Linked DNA regions of Homo sapiens: region 1 is linked to region 2. The links are chromatin loops, found by intact Hi-C in ENCODE. Cell type or tissue: endothelial cell of umbilical vein. All regions are shown on one strand. Links, peaks and the distances in the headings refer to the core of each region. The heading gives the core; the rest is flanking DNA.

Region 1 (8,326 bases), core at 112-8,111, 110 kb before region 2:
TCTCTCTTGCTCCTGCCTTTGCCATTTGATGTGCTGACTCCCGCTTTGCCTTCCGCCATGAGTAAAAGTTCTGTGAGGCCTTTTCAGAAGGCACGCAGATGCTGGCACCATGCTTCCTGTACAGGTTGCAGAACCTTGCCAATTAAACCCCTTTTGTTTATAAATTGCCCAATCTCAAGTATTTCTTTATAGCAATACAAGAATGTCCTAACACATCTTACAACTCAAAAATAAGAAGGCAGACAATTCAATAGAAACAGTGGGCAAAGGAGATACACAAGTAAACAATAAAACACATGTGAAGATACTCAATGGTGTTAGTCACCAGGAAAACACTTATTAAAACCATATTCATATGCAACTACTTGCCCACTCAAATGCATTAAATAAAAAAGGGATGAAAATACCAAATGTTAGCAAGGATTTGAAATACCTGACCCTGTCATATGTTGCTGGCAAGAATTAAAAATAGTACCATCGGCCGGGCGCAGTGGCTCACTCCTGAAATTCCAGCACTTTGGGAGCCAGGTGGATAACCTGAGGTCAGGAGTTCGAGACGAGCCTGGCCAACATGACGAAATCCCATCTCTACTAAAAATACAAAAATTAGCGGGGCTTGGTGGCAGGCTTCTGTAATCCCTGCCACTTGGAAGGCTGCGGCAGGAGAATCGCTTGAATCCGGGAGATGGAGGTTGCAGTGAGCTGAGATCGCGCCACTGCATTCCAGCTTGGGTGACAGAGCAAGACCCTGTCTCAAAAAAAAAAAAAAAAAAAAGTACCATCACTTTGGAAAACAGTTTGGCAGTGTCTTATTCAGTTAAATACATATTTTTATGTAATCCAGCAATTTCAGTTCTATAATTTTAGTCTTGATAAAACAGATGAAATATGTCCACACAAAGACTTGTCCATTAATAATCACAGCCAAGGCTGGGCGTGGTGGCTCACACCTGTAATCCCAGCACTTTGGGAGTCCAAGGCAGGTGGATCACTTGAGGTCAGGAGTTTGAGACCAGCCTGGCCAACTTGGCAAAACCCCATCTCTACTCAAAATTCAAAAATTACCCAGGTGTGGCGGCGCATGCCTGTAATCCCAGCTATTCAGGAGGCTGAGGCAAGAGAAACACTTGAACCCGGGATGTGGAGGTTGCAGTGAGCCGAGATCGCACCACTGCAGTACATCCAGCGTGACAGAGCAAGACTTTGGCTCAAAAAAAAAAAAAAAAAATCACAGCCACTTTATTAAAAATAACCAGAACTTGGAAACAACCAAAATGTTCATCAACAGGTGAATACATAAGTGATGGTATATCTATTGTGAATACGACTCAAAAATAAAAGGAACAAACGAGAGATTCCCATAACAGAATGATTAAGCCTCAAAAGCACTATGCTGAGCAAAAAAGAAAGACATGAAGTAGTACATGCTGTATGATTTCCATTTATGTGAAATTCCATAAGAGGCACAAATAACATATATTGATGGAAAGCAGATCAGTGGTTAACTGGTGCTGAGGAGGGGAGGATTGACTGCAATGGGGCATGAGGTTACTTTTTGCAATAATGGAAATTTTGATTGTAGTGGTGACTACGGAGATGTATATATTTGTCAAAATTCATTGAACTGTGCAATCAAGATGAGTGCCTATTACTGGATATAAATTGTAAGTCAGTAAAGTTGATTTTTAAAAAATAACAGCAAGAAGTTAAAAAATGAAAGTTCTTGGTCCTCATTCTTAGTGATTCCAATACAGCAGGACTGATACAGGGCCCAGAAATTTGCATTTTCAGCAACCCCCATGTATAATTATGCTGCAGGCTGTTTCACTTATAGTATTTGTCTCTATCAGCACACAATCCTGGGCAACAAACCAAATAGGCAAGCAAAGAAAGTTCAGAAGAAAAGAGTTTGAGGTTTTGTGTGTCCTAGTTCCATCCCCCAACCTCCATTCTTTAGATGGAATGCTGGTCACTACCAAAGCATCCTCCAGGGTGCTGTTTCCCCCAACCGTGGGCTCAGCTGTGGATAAGCTTCCTTCATTCATTCTTTACAAAAGGAATTTTGCTAAGAAGGTACATGGGATAGAAGCAAAATAAAAACACATCAGAACTGCAGAGAAGTCATTGTATTTTCATAGCACGAATAACTTCCTATAAGGTCATGCAAGTCTGGCACTAGAAGGGGTTGGGTGGCCCAGCTCATTGGGCACATGGTACCCACAAATATGCCTATCCTGGAAGAGCAGGAGGTCAACAGGAGCCTGATGGGCCACCTGTGTAAAGAATGCAACAGCATAACAACAAATATGCTAACACCCACATCCCAGCCTTCTTCCTACCCTGCTCCTATAAAAGGGAAGAGAGGGTAATTTCCCTGCCAAATTAGATTAAACCATACTGCTCTGTTTCTGTTTGTTAGTCTTTTCCTGCTATCTGCTGTATCTTCCCCATCTGTGGCCCACTGTTGTCTCTACCTGTTGAAATCCTTCTCATTCTTCATGGTCCAGCTTGAATAACACCTCCATCAAACCTTATCAGATCATCATAGTCAAATGAAGCCTCTCCCTCCCTTAAGCCCTGTGGCACTTGGCTTGAAGAGCTCTTACAGAGATCTTGACTTATATTTTACTGATTCATGTGCATGACATATCTACTCTACTATACTGGAATCAATTAGATTACAGAAACAATAATTTCTTATCTATGCCTGGTGGAGATCCTAGTACATTACTTTGCACATATGCATCTGTCAGGTACTTTACATAAAATTATTATAGAAATGAATGATTTGGTTGATGCTGATTAGTATCTCTGAGCTTTTGCTCATGCTGCCCTTCCTTTCTGGAAAACTTTTCTCACTTTAAGAGTCACTTCCTCCTGTAGTTCATAAATGTTTGTCAAATAGAATGATTTATTCAGAAGTTTCTGGAAGAATTAGCCCTTGCTACAGAGGGCCTGGTTTATTTAGTTTGTGTTCCTAGTAGAAACAGCCAAAACCGTCCTGAGGTCTCACTCCCAGAGAAAACCCAGCATGAACAGTCTTCCCACCCCAAGTTTTATCATGGCTGAAGGAAGGAGCAGGACCAGATGCTCTTTAAGGTCGCTTAGAGCTCCAGGATCCTTGTGTTCCAGGGAATTCCCCAGAACAATAGATTGCTGCGAGCAAGAGGCGAGTGTGGGCTCTCCTCAGCGGGTCTCTAGATGGATTCCAGCCGCTGGAAGGCCTGGGCCTGGGAAAAGAATTTGCGCCCCTTCAGGGACCCACGCCTTCCTCTTCTCCAGCTCATTTCTCTCTTTCTTTGCCCCCACCTTCCCCTTTTCTTCTTCCTCTCTGCCAGCTTCTCCCCTTCTCTTCCTTTTTTTTCTGCTTCTCTTCTCCTACCGGCCCCACCGCACCTTCCCTGTATCACCTCTTCCCCTTCGCCTACTTTCCCGTCTTGCCAGTCAGATTCACCCTCCTTCTCGGGTCGCCTGCGTTATCCTGCTTCCCTCCCACGCCCCGACACAGGCTCCCTCTCGCTGGCCTCCTCCCTCTCCTCTCTGCCCAGCGGGAGGCAGAGCCTCCTCTGGACACCAAGAGACAGGAAGGGGTGCTCTGGGCCGCGGCCTCTCCCCGTGGTGAGTGTGTGACAATCGGGGTGGCGGTGACGCGGCGCTGGCGGCGGGAGGGAGGCTGGGCCCGTGGGAGAGGACCGCTGGGCTGCTGGGTTCCCGCGCCCTCGCGCTCCCAGGCGCCAGCCCAGGGGCAGGCAGGGCGCAGGCGGCGGTGGGTGGCATCGAGAGCCTGCTGGAAAACCCGGTGCGCGCCGTGCTGTACCTCAAGGGCTCTGGGCCATCCATCGTGCAGAACCAGCAGAGCCTCGTCCACATCCAGCGCCAGCGCATCGACGAGCAGGAGCGGCGGCTGGATGAGCTGAGCGCGGAGAACCGCAGCCTGTGGGAGCACCAGCAGCAGCTGCTGCAAGCCCACCCTTGTGCCCGCCATCGTCGTTCCCGGTACTGGCCTTCTGGGCCACTGCTCTCACCGTTGCCACTGGGGGCCAGGAACCTCTCCAGGACCAGGGACAGCGCTCACCCGCCGCGCCACACCCCGCGCCCGAGCAGACGCCGCTTAAGCACCACGGACAGCTCCTGACGCAGCCCCAGCCTCCTGGCGGCCGGGCTCATACAGCCCAAGCGCCCCACCAGCTCCCGGGACACTTGGGGCCGCTACATACAAGTAGAAGGAGGGGTCACCGACTCTCCTGCAGCCCTTCTTCAGTACAAATGCCCCGCGCCCTCGGCAAGGGCGTCCTGAGCAGGAGACCTGAGTGAGCGGGGAGGAGCAGATGGGCACTGCTGTGGTGGGAGCCAGGGAAGAAAGTGGGTGTGAGAAGGAAACGGGGAAATAGAATGCGCAGGAGTCTAAAGGACCGGGGTGATGTGGCGTGAAGGGGTGAGAAGACGCTTGGGGACAAAAGCGTGACAGGAGATTTGGGGATGACGAAGGAACGATATCTGTGCTTGAGAAAGTTTTGGAGAATGTTGGAGCAAAAAAGGAGTAACCAGACCATCGGTAGGGGCAAAGGAGGAAATAAATGGGTTTTAAGCGACTGGGGACGTTGAGAACTGGCGGATTTAAAGGGGACTAGACTGTCAGGAAGTTTGAGTGAAGACTAAACTGAAGAAAAGAGAACCACTGAAAGATTTTTTTAAGTTAGGAAAAATTTGGAAGGAAGTTTGGGTAGTAAAAGTATTTGAATGGAGAGTGAGATATGAAAATATGGAGACTGGGAAAAAGGCATGTGAAGGGCTTTAACAGGGCTGGGGCCCAGGAAGAATGGTACTCGGGTACAGGGTAATTCAGGAGGCAGAGGACATAGCTGAAAAGCAGGAGTGATGTGGGAAAGCAGGGGAGCTGGAGGCAGGGGAAGAGAAAGTGTAGCTCTTTACATGTTGCAGTGGGCATCACAGCCAGGAGTGGCTCTTTAGGGGAAGCTTTCTCTGCTCTGACCAGAGGGGGCACCTTTCTTCTGAATTCCTGCAGAGCTGAAGCCATGCAAGGAAGCATCCCATCAGACTAATGGAGGACTCAGGTATAGCTTGAGGACTTGGTCTGGTTATAGCTTTTTCCTTCAACTCAAGAAGGATTTCCATGCAAGGTCATTGGCCATCATGGAAAGGGAATGATGATACAGGGGACAGTTGGCGGATGGAGTTGGTATTTGGATGACCTGACTGTTTAAATCTTCCTGTTAAGGCCAGCAGCTGCAAACCTGATTTCCTCTTGGTTATCTGCTGATCACTGAAATCTCATCTTGGGTCCTGAGAAAAATGTTAACTTCCCAGGACCTAGGGCCTAAAGCTCTTTCTTCATTCATGAGGTCTGTGAACTAGGCATATGGGAAGAAGACATGAAAGGGGCTGGCATGCACTCTCCTCTGTACTGGAAGGCTGTGGCTATGTCAGCTGTATTTCTCTGGTTAGACAGGTCATGGGGAACAAAAGGGAAGAACAGCTGGAGGAAATCACACCTGGTCAGCACCTGGCCTTGACAATGGTTATGCTAAAGGGGATTGGGAAGGGGAAAGTAGAGCTGGGAATCTCATCTTCATATAGTTTCATGTGTGTTTTAAGTCTGGGGGATACTTGTGAAGATTTCCTGTGTTCCATAAAAGCTAATTTTCTTCTTGCATCTGCTGTAGAGTTAGAGAAGTTGGGTTAGGGCATGTTAGCTCACAGGGTAGGTTGACCAGAAGCATGGAATCGAAGAGGTGATGATCTAACATGATCTGGCTTGGCAGACCTACAACATTCTATTCAGGCCCCCAAAAGACGCTGTTTTCTACCCCAACTTCCTCAATGGCCCATTTGCGCTTCCCTCAGTCTCACATTTTTGTTGTTTTGGTTGTTGTTATGTTTACTTGTCTGGCAAAAGCAGAAAAACAATTTTCCCTCAATGCTCAAGTCTCATCAAAAAGGAACATTTGGAGGTGCGCAGTGGCTCACACCTATAATCCCAGCAGTTTGGGAGGTTGAGGCAGGCAGATCATCTGAGATCAGGAGTTCAAGACCAGCCTGGCCAGCATGGTGAAAACCTGTCTCTAATAAAAATTAAAAAAAAATTATTTGCGGGCAAGATGGCTGAGTAAGAAGAGCTCTGGTCTGCAGCTCCCAATGAGATCAGCATAGAAGGCAGGTGATTTCTGCATTTCCAACTGAGGTACCCAGCTTATCTCATTGGGACTGGTTAGACAGTGGGTGCTGCCAACGGAGGGTGAACAGAAGCAGGGTGAGGCGTCACCTCACCTGGGAAGCTCAAGAGGCCGGAGAACTCCCTGCCCTAGCCAAGGGAAGCCGTGGGGGACTGTGTCTTCAGAAATGGTGTACTCCGGCCCAGATACTATGCCTTTCCCACAGTCTTCACAACCTGCCGACCAGGAGATTCCCTTGGGTGCCTACACCACCAGTACCCTGGCTTTCAAGCACAAAACTGGGTGACCATTTGGGCAGACACCGAGTTAGCTGCAGGAGTGTTTTTTCATACCCCAGTGGCTCCTGGAACACAAGCGAGACAGAACCGTTCACTTCCCTGGAAAGGGGGCTGAAGCCAGGGAGCCAAGTGGTCTAGCTTAGCAGATCCCACCTCCATGGAGACCAGCAGGCTAAGGTCCACTGGCTTGAAATTCTCACTGCCAGAACAGCAGTCTGAAGTCGACCTAGGATGCTTGAGCTTGGTGGGGGAGGGGTATCTGCCATTACTGAGGCTTGAGTAGGCAGTTTTCACCTCACAGGGCTTCCAGGAAGTTCGAATTGGGTGGAATTCACTGCAGTGTGGCAAAGCCACTGTAGCCGGACTGCCTCTCTAGATTCTTCCTCTCTGGGCAGGGCATCTTTGAAAGAAAGGCAGCAGCCCCAGTCAGGGGCTTATAGATAAAACTCCCATCTCCCTGGGACAGAGCACCTGGGGGGAGGAGTGGCTGTAGGCACAGCTTCAGCAGACTTAAATGTTCCTGCCTGCTGGCTCGGAAAAGAGCAGCGGATCTCCAAGCACAGCTCTAGAGTTCTACACAGTGTAAACAAAGCTTCCGGGAAGTTCGAACTGGGTGGAATCCACTGCAGCGCGGCGGAGGCAAGGAAACTAAGAACGCTGAAAAAAGGTTAGAGGATACCCCTCCCCCACCAAGCTCAAGCATCCCAGGTCGACTTCAGACTGCTGTTCTGGCAACGAGAATTTCAAGCCAGTGGACCTTAGCCTGCTGGGCTCCATGGAGGTGGGATCTGCTAAGCTAGACCACTTGGCTCCCTGGCTTCAGCCCCCTTTCCAGGGAAGTGAACGGTTCTGTCTCGCTTGCGTTCTGGGTGCCACTTGGGTAAGAAAAAAAACTCCTGCAGCTAACTCGATGTCTCTCCAAACAGCTGCCCAGTTTTGTGCTTCAAACCCTGGGCCCTGGTGGCGTAGGCACCCGAGGGAATCTCCTGCTCTGTGGGTTGCAAAGACGGTGGGAAAGGCACAGTATCTGGGCTGGAGTGCACTGTTCCTCAAGACACAGTCCCTCACTGCTTTCCTTGGCTAGGGGAGGTAGTTCCCTGACCCCTTGAGCTTCCTGGATGAGGCGATGCCCCACCCTACTTTGGCTGGCTGTCCGTGGGCTGCACTCACTGTCTAACCAGTCCCAATGAGATGAGCCAGGTACCTCAGTTGGAAATGCAGAAATCACCAGCCTTCTGCCTTGATGTCGCTGGGAGCTGCAAACCGGAGCTGTTTCTATTCTGCCATCTTGCCAGCCACCAGGAGCTGGTTTTTTGAAAAGGTTAACAAAATAGATAGATCACTAGCCAGACTAATAAAGAAGAAAAGAGAGAAGAATAAAAAAGACACAATAAAAAATGATAAAGGGGATATCACCAGTGATCCCACAGAAATACAAACTACCATCATATATTACTATAAAAATCTCTATGCAAATAAACTAGAAAATCTAGAAGAAATGGATAAATTCCTGGACGCATACGCCCTCCCAAGACTAAACCAGGAAGAAGTCTAATTCCTTCTGAAATTCTGAATATCAAGTTCTGAAATCGAGGCAGTAATTAATAGCCTACTAATCAAAAAAAGCCCAGGACCACAAGGATTCACAGCTGAATTCTACCAGAGGTACAAAGAGGAGCTGGTACCATTCCTTCTGAAACTATTCCAAACAATAGAAAAAGAGGGAATCCTCCCTAACTCATTTTATGAGGCCAGCATCATCCTGATACCAAAACCTGGCAGAGACACAACAAAAAAAAAAATTTCAGGCCAATATCCCTGATGAACATCGATGCAAAAATCCTCAATAAAATA
Region 2 (8,326 bases), core at 148-8,147:
TGGAGACTTAAAAGGTAGTTGAAAAATAGCTCTTCACCATACGAAAAAAAGTTTTTTAAAAATTATTATTTTTTTAAAGCACAGCCAAGGGTAAGAATTATAGAAATTCAGGGGCTGAGCAGTAGATCTCTAGGCTGGAATACCCAACCCAGTTGTCCTCCACAATACTCTCCTGCGGTCAGGTGGCCAGAGAGCATTGTGAAGGGGGCATAAGCCATGGCTGCATTCTCCTTGGCAGGCTGATTTTGAAAGGTGCAGATTACCTCTGATCTCCTCCAGGGAAGGCTGGTCTTAGCCCTACAGAAAACGGCTGCCCAATTCCAATGGCTGCCATTGAGACAATGCTATGACCTCAGTGTCACTAAGATTCCACGCACCTCTGAAACAGATGTCAAAAGTAATGTCATGGGAGTGTGAGTCTCTAAATAGTGGTCCTGCTACAGAACCCTTGCTATATTTTTTAAAATGTCTTGTCCAGAACTTAGGGAGGTGGATCTGATATAAATTTCATTCCAAGCCACCTGAAGGTCTCCATCCAGCCAGTACCCCCTCCCCATGCTCCGCTTCTCCGCTTGTACTACCTCCAATCTCAATTTGACCTGCAAGACACAACAGCTGGTTCTGTTGGGGGGTGTCATGGTGTGGAGGAAGACCAAGGGGTGGGGCTTTGAGGGAGAGACCTCGGAGGTGATCTAGGTTGGGAGGAGGTGGTCAGGCTGGTGCAGAGAGAGAGCTGGGAATGGCAGGGGTCAGGGGCTGCTGGAGACATCTGACGCCAACTTCATGGCCAGGAGCCAGCAGGTGTAGGTTAAGGGTGTGTGTGGGGGGATCCTCACGATCCTTTTATCTCCCCTTCCCACCAGGAGAAATGCACATCTCAGGAGGAGTCGGGAGGTGCTGAATCTTGGAGCCACTGGGTATGGCAGCGGGGCAAGACATTTTAAGGAGGCCAAAGGCAAACATGTTTTAAGCTGCAAGCCTTCTAAAGCTGAATGAACAGGTACTTGCTAAGAGAGGCGAAGGTTAAACAAACGTTAGCTGGGATAGACAGAAGCTGAGGGTAGAGGCCATGGCTTTCAGACAGAAGAGCAAATGAATGAGGTATGCGTAGTTGAAAGCAATTCTAAGCAGAATTCCCATTTTGGTTTGGTGTGAGTGGAGAGACAGAAGTGATGGAGGAGAAGAACTGAGCAGAAGAAGACAAACAAAGGGCAGGGAACGCACCAGGATAAAGCTAAAGATGGACAGGGACCATGGAAAGGACTCTGTCCCGGGCCACCACCCCCAGGTCGGAAACCCACGGGCTTTTGTGTTTCTCCAAAGTGGAATTCCAGCTAGAAGGAGAGGGCCCTTCTTGCCTTTCTTGTGTGTTTGGAGTTACAGACACTGAGTTGAAATGCCCCTTCAGAACTCCCCTCGAGGGGTCTTTGGCCCCAAGGGGACTGGCAGCCGGGCTCCCAGCGTGGGGCTGCAGCTCCTGGCCCTCTTTTGCTCTTCCTGCTTTGTGTGTGAAGCTGTGGATGGCTGAGAGCTATGCCCTGTGCTACTGGCTGCAGTGACCAGTTTGCTGGCTGGAAGTGGCTGAAGCCTCAGGGTCTCACTGTTATCATGTGCAGCCTGATGGCTCCCAAGGTGTTATTACCTGCCAGAAACACACACTAAACAAGACTGATCACAGAATTGCCTGGGAGTTTCATCTTCCCCTGGGAAGGACAGCCCAGCGTCTAGTCATTCAAACAAACCAACCAACCTCCACCAACAAAAAGCCCATGAAGAATAAACGAATGAAATCAAGGTGCCAGTAGTACTAACTACATCAAAGAATTCCTTATGCCAGAGGGAGAGGTCACAAGATAGAGAAGAAAGGCAGAGAAACAGAGTGGGTGAGGCAGGGCGGGGCAGAGACTCAAAAAGGAAACAAACAGATGATTCCCTGGGTGGGAGCACCAAATATGAGAGTAAGTGGGCATCAACAGAAGTGGCCATGCTTCTCGAGGCACCCTACGTATCTTTGAGCCTTCCTGTGTCTCCTCACTACCAGCTCATGGCATCTTCTAGGTGCCTTTGCTTTACGAGCTTTCTGGAAAGAACCCCAGCAGCAGGTTGCTGAGCCTGTAGGAACTGAAGTGTCAGACACTGGCCAGGTACAATCAGTTGTCTGGCCACAACAAAAGGTGTGCTAGGCAACTTCCTCCCACCCTTACACGGAGGGGAAGGGAACAGAGGGCCGTATGTGGGTTGATAAGATGAGAACAGGAAAGGAAAGAGCATTTGAGGGAAACAAAAAGTGACACAGTTTGGGGCAGAAGGCAGAGGGCAAGGGGAGCCTGGATGGGTCAGAGCCGCATCAGGACCTCGGCAATCTCACACAGCTGAATTAACAACCCAAATTGGATGCCTATAAAAAAACAGGTTCCCATGACCTTTCGGGTCAAACCTGCAGGGTACTTCTCAAGGCAAAAGCTTTTGAGAAGACTTGCTGCACCAGGCCACTTCTCAGGCCCGTCTCTCTGTCTGCACCCCCTCAACCCCACATCACACCAGTTCACACAACAAGCCTCGCCCTAGACCTTGAGATCCGGGGCATTCGGCCTCCTCCCAGGGGACTGCTGATGGTCAGATGCTTCATCCCACTTCTAGGAATGAGGGTGGCTCTGCTAACTCTCTCAAGGGCCAGCCATACTCTTAAGCAGAGTAGAAAACAGCCTTTGTGGGGGGATGGGGAGGGACCTCACAAAAGTAATCTCCCCACTCAGGGGTCACGTTGCTAAAGGCTCACCTGAGATACAATAAACATTCCACCTGCAGGTTGAGCATCGCCTTCTCTTCAAGGTACAATGATCTATTAGAAGGGCAGCTCACTGAGTTGCTACCACCCAGCATGAATGACTGTGCTGGAATCACTTCATTTTGAAACAAGGCATCTTGGTAGCATTAGGTTTGTTGGGGGTGGGGGCTGTTGCCGAAAGTGGGAAGAAGCTGGAAGGGACTCCGAGGGCAACAGGAGGCTCCAGCAATGAGAAGGGGGGCTGGAGGGAGATGTCAAGGATAACCTCTGCCCCACCCAGCTGTCCTGAGACCACGGAACTTGATTTAATCTATGTGTCCTAGAACCAGCTCAGGCCACACCCACCAATGTCATCTAGACAATGGTTGGCAACAGCACCCACTGGAGCCCCCTACTGACCGGGAGTTCCGGTCAGCTTGCTGTGAAAAACCTGTGAAAATGAGCAAGCTGTTTCCTGCCTCTGGCCTTTTGTGTCCTCATCTAGAAAATTTGTATATCCTCAAGCAACATCACACAGCGGGTGCTCAAGGTACCTTTGAGGAATAAACAAATAAGGGTTTGGGCTAGGTGGTCTCTAAGGTGTGTACACCCTAATGTCCTTGGACAAATCTGCTTTCTGACCACATCTCTCTACCCTCCTTCCTCATCACAGCTATGGGCAGTGGGGGGCACTCAGCCTTGCCTTTCTTGTGCCCATTCTGGCCCCTTCTCTGCCATGGCAGGGGGCAGGAGGCGTGGTTACAGCCACAAAGGCAGACAGAGACAGCCAGGCCCACTGTCCAACGCAAGCACTGTGGGTTGCAGGCCGAGAGAGAGGGCTGGAGTCGTGCAGGCTGAGCTGACTCACCCCTGAGGGGGTGGACGTGCAGCAAGTAGCTCTCTCTATGACTCAGGACTGACTGCTTTTCCTCCATCCTTCCAGGACCCAGAGCCAGAGAGGAGCCCGGCTTGCTTGTGATTGTTGTGGAGAGTAGTGAGTGACAGTTATAGGAAGTTGTGCCTGGGGGCCTATGGTGGAAAGATACTAAGGTAGAAAGGCTTTCAGGGCCTGAAGGTGGGGAAGACTTGGGACCAGTATCCCGACATGCTGATCCCTGGACACTCTCTGCCCTGCCTTGTCGCTGCTTGCTCCTTCTGGCCCCCCTCCTCCCAGTCTCTTTCTTCAGCTGCAGATGCAGATGCCAACTGGGCAAAGGGAGTGGTGCTGCTCTGCGCCTCCTGGCGTTTGCCTTCTGTTCCCTGTAACCAGAGACACGGATCCGGGTGTGTAGCCTGCATTCTGTCTGAGCATCCCAGGGGGATCCCAGGCTTTGTGGATCCAGCATCCGCAGCATCAACCGACACAGAGAAGTCAAGTCAGGCAGCTCCGCCCCAAGTCCCGTTGCCAGGAGGCACTGAATGAGGAGTGCAGGAGCCACTGGGCCCTGCCCTTCAGTGATGCCCAGGCCAGCCTGGCCCAGGGATTTAGCCAGCGGGCACTGTGAAATGCAAGAGCCAATTCTTGGACAGAAATGAGTTTGAATCCAAGATTTGCCTCCCATTCACCGTGTGGCCTTGGGCAGATGTTCGTCCTGTCTGAGCCTTGATTTCCTCATGTGGAGAGTAAGCACACGGGTTTCATCCGATCATGTGTATGGTGTCCTCAGCATGATGCCTGATCCGTGCTCATCAGGTCATCCTCATGTCGGTCCTCTTCTCATGTTCACAGCCAGTGCCACCTTCGCTTAGCTTTATTTCCCTGCTCTGGACACTCCTGTGCATCGTGCAAAGCCTCCAGCAATTCCTCCTGAGAGCTGTGCCCAGAAGCTCCAGGGCCAGTGTTCTTTCCCCTCCCTGTGCCTGCTCTGCTCCCCGAAGGTCTTTCTCCTGCTCCTTTTCTCTGGAGAATCTCCAGGTGAGCTCCACCAAAGCCAAGGGAGCCTGTCCTCCCTTGCTGCCCTTCAGCACTGTGGCTTCAGGGATTATCTCTATGCAGATGATTCCCTGGAGGAAGCATCCCCATGACACCATGGGCGCCTGATGACAGGAAACACCACCTCAGAACCCAGCAAGGCAATGGGGGCAATGAAGCATCCACCTCCAGCTGTCAGAAAATGCCCAAGTCAGAATCACTGCAGGCTAGAGTTGCAAGAGACCATCCTAAACCTCTCACTCCTCACTTTTGCATTCAAGGAAATTGAGGCCCAGAGAATGGAGTTCATTGCTCTAAGTCACCAGAGCTGGAAGCATAATCAAGGCTTCTTCATTGACAACTTGGGAATGTTTCTCTATGTCCATAATGCAGGAATTCAGGCTGCCCAGCACTTTCTATTGTTCAGTATATTTTAAAATACAAAATGAAAAAGAAGTGTGTCGGGAAAGGCTGTTGGCCCAAGCAGTCAAATTAATTCCAGTTTGGGATGTTTAGGGAGCAGTTTCTGGTGCTGTAGTAACTTTCACGAACAATCACAGGAAAATATGATTTCAGACCCAAGCACTGAGGAAGAGCAAGAGGCTTCCCTAGAGCAGCAGGACATCGCACTCTTACCTCCCCGGCTCACAGAGGAAGAAAAGCTCGGATTTAGACCCAGGTGATGCATTGGCAGGAGAAGGGCCGGGGCCCATGGCTCAGATACTGAGGCTGAATTCAGCATGACCGCACGAGGGGGCCTGAAGACGGTCCTCTTGTGACACCTGGCAGTTGTTCAGCGGCATCTCCCAGATGAACAGAAGTTTGCGGGTCCCGATCTCCTCGCGCCAGAGGCCCTGGCCCAGGCCTCTCCGCTCCTCTGCCTCTTGTCGCTTCTTCTTCTCTAGTGCCGGGGCTTTGGGTACCATCTTGTTGTGAATGACTCCATCCCCAGGCCTCTGACCTGTGTGTCCACCTGACATCTCCCCTCCAAGGGCTAACAGATACGTCAAAACTGTGCTCTGGCATTTCCTAACTCACACAGGCCCCGCCTCCAGCCCGCCTCCTTGCCTACCTGCTCCATCCTCCTCTGATTTAGGCCAAACCTCCCAGTCCTCCTGGGCAATTCTCCTCCTGCCCCCATGCAGTCTGTCAGGAAACACTGTTAATTTTGCTTGCAAAACAGAGTGACGGGCTGGCCATTTTCCACCGCTTCTACTGCCACAACTTTGCTCCACGCTATGCATCTTCCACCTGGATGACTGCATTTGCCTTCTAAATGATCTTCCAGATTCCACCCTTGACTCCTACAGCCAGCCAGAGTGGTCTCTTTAAAAACCAGTCGGGTCACGTGACACCTCTGCTCAAAGCCACCAGTATGTCCCCTTCTTGCTCAGAGTAAAAGCCCAAAAGTGGAACCTGTTAGTTACCCCTCTGCTACCCTCACCTCTCCTTTCCCAGCTCAGTCCGCACCAGCCAGGTTGGCTCCTCCTGCCCTGCTACCTCTTCTCCCGATCTCCACATGGAGAATCCTCAATTCCTTCATGCCTTTGCTTTGTTCAACTGTCACCTCCTTAAGGAAGCCCATCTTATTTAAACCAATGCCTGCCATCACTGCTCCCCAGCACCTTGGAGCCCCCTTATCTGGCACTACTTTTTTTCCTAAAACGTCTATCATCTTCTAACACACCGTATGAGTTCCTTATTTTCTGTCCTCATTGCATTGTGAATTGTCTGATTATTCCCTTCTACAATGCAAATCTGTGAAGGCAGGGGCTTTTGGTTTGCCAGCTGATGGATCCCAGGTGCCTCAAACGGTGCCTGACGTATAGGAAGTGAGACTCTAAATGCTGTGGATTGAATGAATGATGGTTCCTGAGAGGGAGGGCCCCATAGCCCGGAAAAGAGAAAAGGTGAGACGAGTTTAAATGTGGGGAATATTTGGAGGAAAGTTAGGGTGGATAAGGCATCTGGGGAGGGGTTTAGGAGTTAAAGATGGCAGGTTACAGGTGAAACGCCCTCATGGATCACACTGAGGCTAACAATGTAGACTCTTTCCAAATAGACCATATCCCTGGGAATATATGTCTTGTGATGAGAGGATGACTAAAAATACCTGGGAAGGCCCGGAGCAGGGCCCAGGGATGCAGGATTTTCTGAAGGATCCCATGGGATTGGAAGAAAATGCTGGGGCCGCCCATACGCTGCTAATGCCCTGGAGGCAGAATCTAGTGGGAGGGAGCGACCTTGCTCAATTAAGCTGCTGTCCCTCACACTGGCTGCGATGTGAGCCCAGGGTCAAGCCGGACTGTGCTTTCAGAGCAGGCCCCTCAAGGCCCAGAGTTATGGGCCGTGGTAAGTGTGTGTGTGCTGGCTTTGATCTGGTTGTACCTGTTGGCCATCTCTATGGGTCTAAGCATATCTGGGAAACAGGGCTTTCGACTGTGGGTTGTAAGTTATAATTAGACTAACCAAAAGGTCTTGGTTGGAGACTAGGCCCTCCGAGTGACACCAGCAGTAACTTTGGAAGGAATGTCATTTGCCTGGGTGCCACAGTTCCTCCCATTCCACAGTGCTTTACCAGTTTATATAGAGTTTTTAAATAGATGCTCTTATTTGAGCTTCAAAACACACTGCTGTAAATACCACATTCCTCTGACAGATGAAAAAACAGAGTCTCTGGGCATGTTGGTAACGCTTTGACAGGAAGCAGCAGCAAGACTCAACAATCTGCCAGTTTTCTGACTTCAAGTCCAGCTTTCTCCTCTCCCAAACCGCCTTCCTGCCTTGGGGGATGTTATGTTTGTTCTTTTGGTTCGGAAGCCATCAGTTGTGTGGGAGAGGGAGAAAGTGGCTCTGAAATAGGTGTTGGGTCTCAGGACACCTCCTCTTGCTGTCAGTCACATGCACAGTTGCCACCCTGTCCCCCGACAATCCTTCAGTGGGACTTCAAAGCCACAAATGCCTCAGCCCGGAGCATCTCAGTATGGGAGGACACAGGGGCAGCGGAACTCTCAGGGTGGCTGATTATTGCTTATTTAGAAAGTGGAAAAAACCCTGTGCTTATTTAAGATATCAATTACAGAATGTAAGTTCTGAGTAAGTCGTGGCTAGTGGCAGTACACCAGGAGGGACAGGTGAGGTTTCTCTTTACCAAAAGGCACTGTGGAGTACAGAAACCAGGAATTCTGGCCTAGCAGGAAGTGAGCTGGCCCCAGGAGGGCTAGGCTGACTCTGAGGCACTGGAAAGGTACTTAATCTCTCCATCATCACCTTTAGCATCAGCAAATTGGGGATGAGAATTCTTACCTGTCAAATTTAAAGGGTAGTTTAGAGTTGTCAGATAAATGCAAAGTGACTTGTAAATAGAAAACCACTATTCCAATGTCAGGAGCTGCTGGACGGGTTCAGGCCCCCTCCCTATCCCCAACAGAGCCCCCTTTTCTGTATAAATTTTATATCCTAGAAAATGCTTTTTTGTTGTTTTTTCTTTTTCTTTAAAGACATGAATAGTTTGGGAGAAAATTGCAGACTGAGCGATGGGGCCTTGGTGACTGTAGGAAGAACCCATAGGACCCCCAGAGCTGCAGTGGGCCACTGTACAGGGGGGCAGCTTGCGGTCACCTTTCTGCGTTTTCCTGCTGTGGGGC

The links. Peaks named below come from ENCODE experiments on the same cell type or tissue, not always from the same donor. Only the 100,000 strongest peaks of a DNase experiment are listed, where the experiment ranks them.
Region 1: a loop joins it to region 2, with 6 times the contacts of the local background. A loop is called at or near these places in 2 of 110 quality-filtered maps.

The regions. Positions count from the first base shown.
Region 1 is chr12:2,748,582-2,756,907 of GRCh38, reverse strand. The region is part of intron 3 of ITFG2-AS1 (ITFG2 antisense RNA 1); the gene reads left to right. It also overlaps the pseudogene IQSEC3P1. Among named protein-coding and RNA genes, the nearest start is that of LINC02371, 13 kb to the right of the region's middle. RefSeq lists an enhancer at 3,205-3,705 and a silencer at 3,950-4,162. In endothelial cell of umbilical vein, for the core only: no CTCF peak of the experiment used is centred there; a DNase peak (open chromatin) is centred at 4,097; H3K27me3 peaks cover 495 bases.
Region 2 is chr12:2,636,213-2,644,538 of GRCh38, reverse strand. The region is part of intron 30 of CACNA1C (calcium voltage-gated channel subunit alpha1 C); the gene reads right to left. Among named protein-coding and RNA genes, the nearest start is that of CACNA1C-AS2, 32 kb to the left of the region's middle. RefSeq lists an enhancer at 5,493-5,994. In endothelial cell of umbilical vein, for the core only: CTCF peaks have their summits at 3,198 (motif pointing left) and 4,023; DNase peaks (open chromatin) are centred at 3,188 and 3,688; H3K27ac peaks cover 1,903 bases.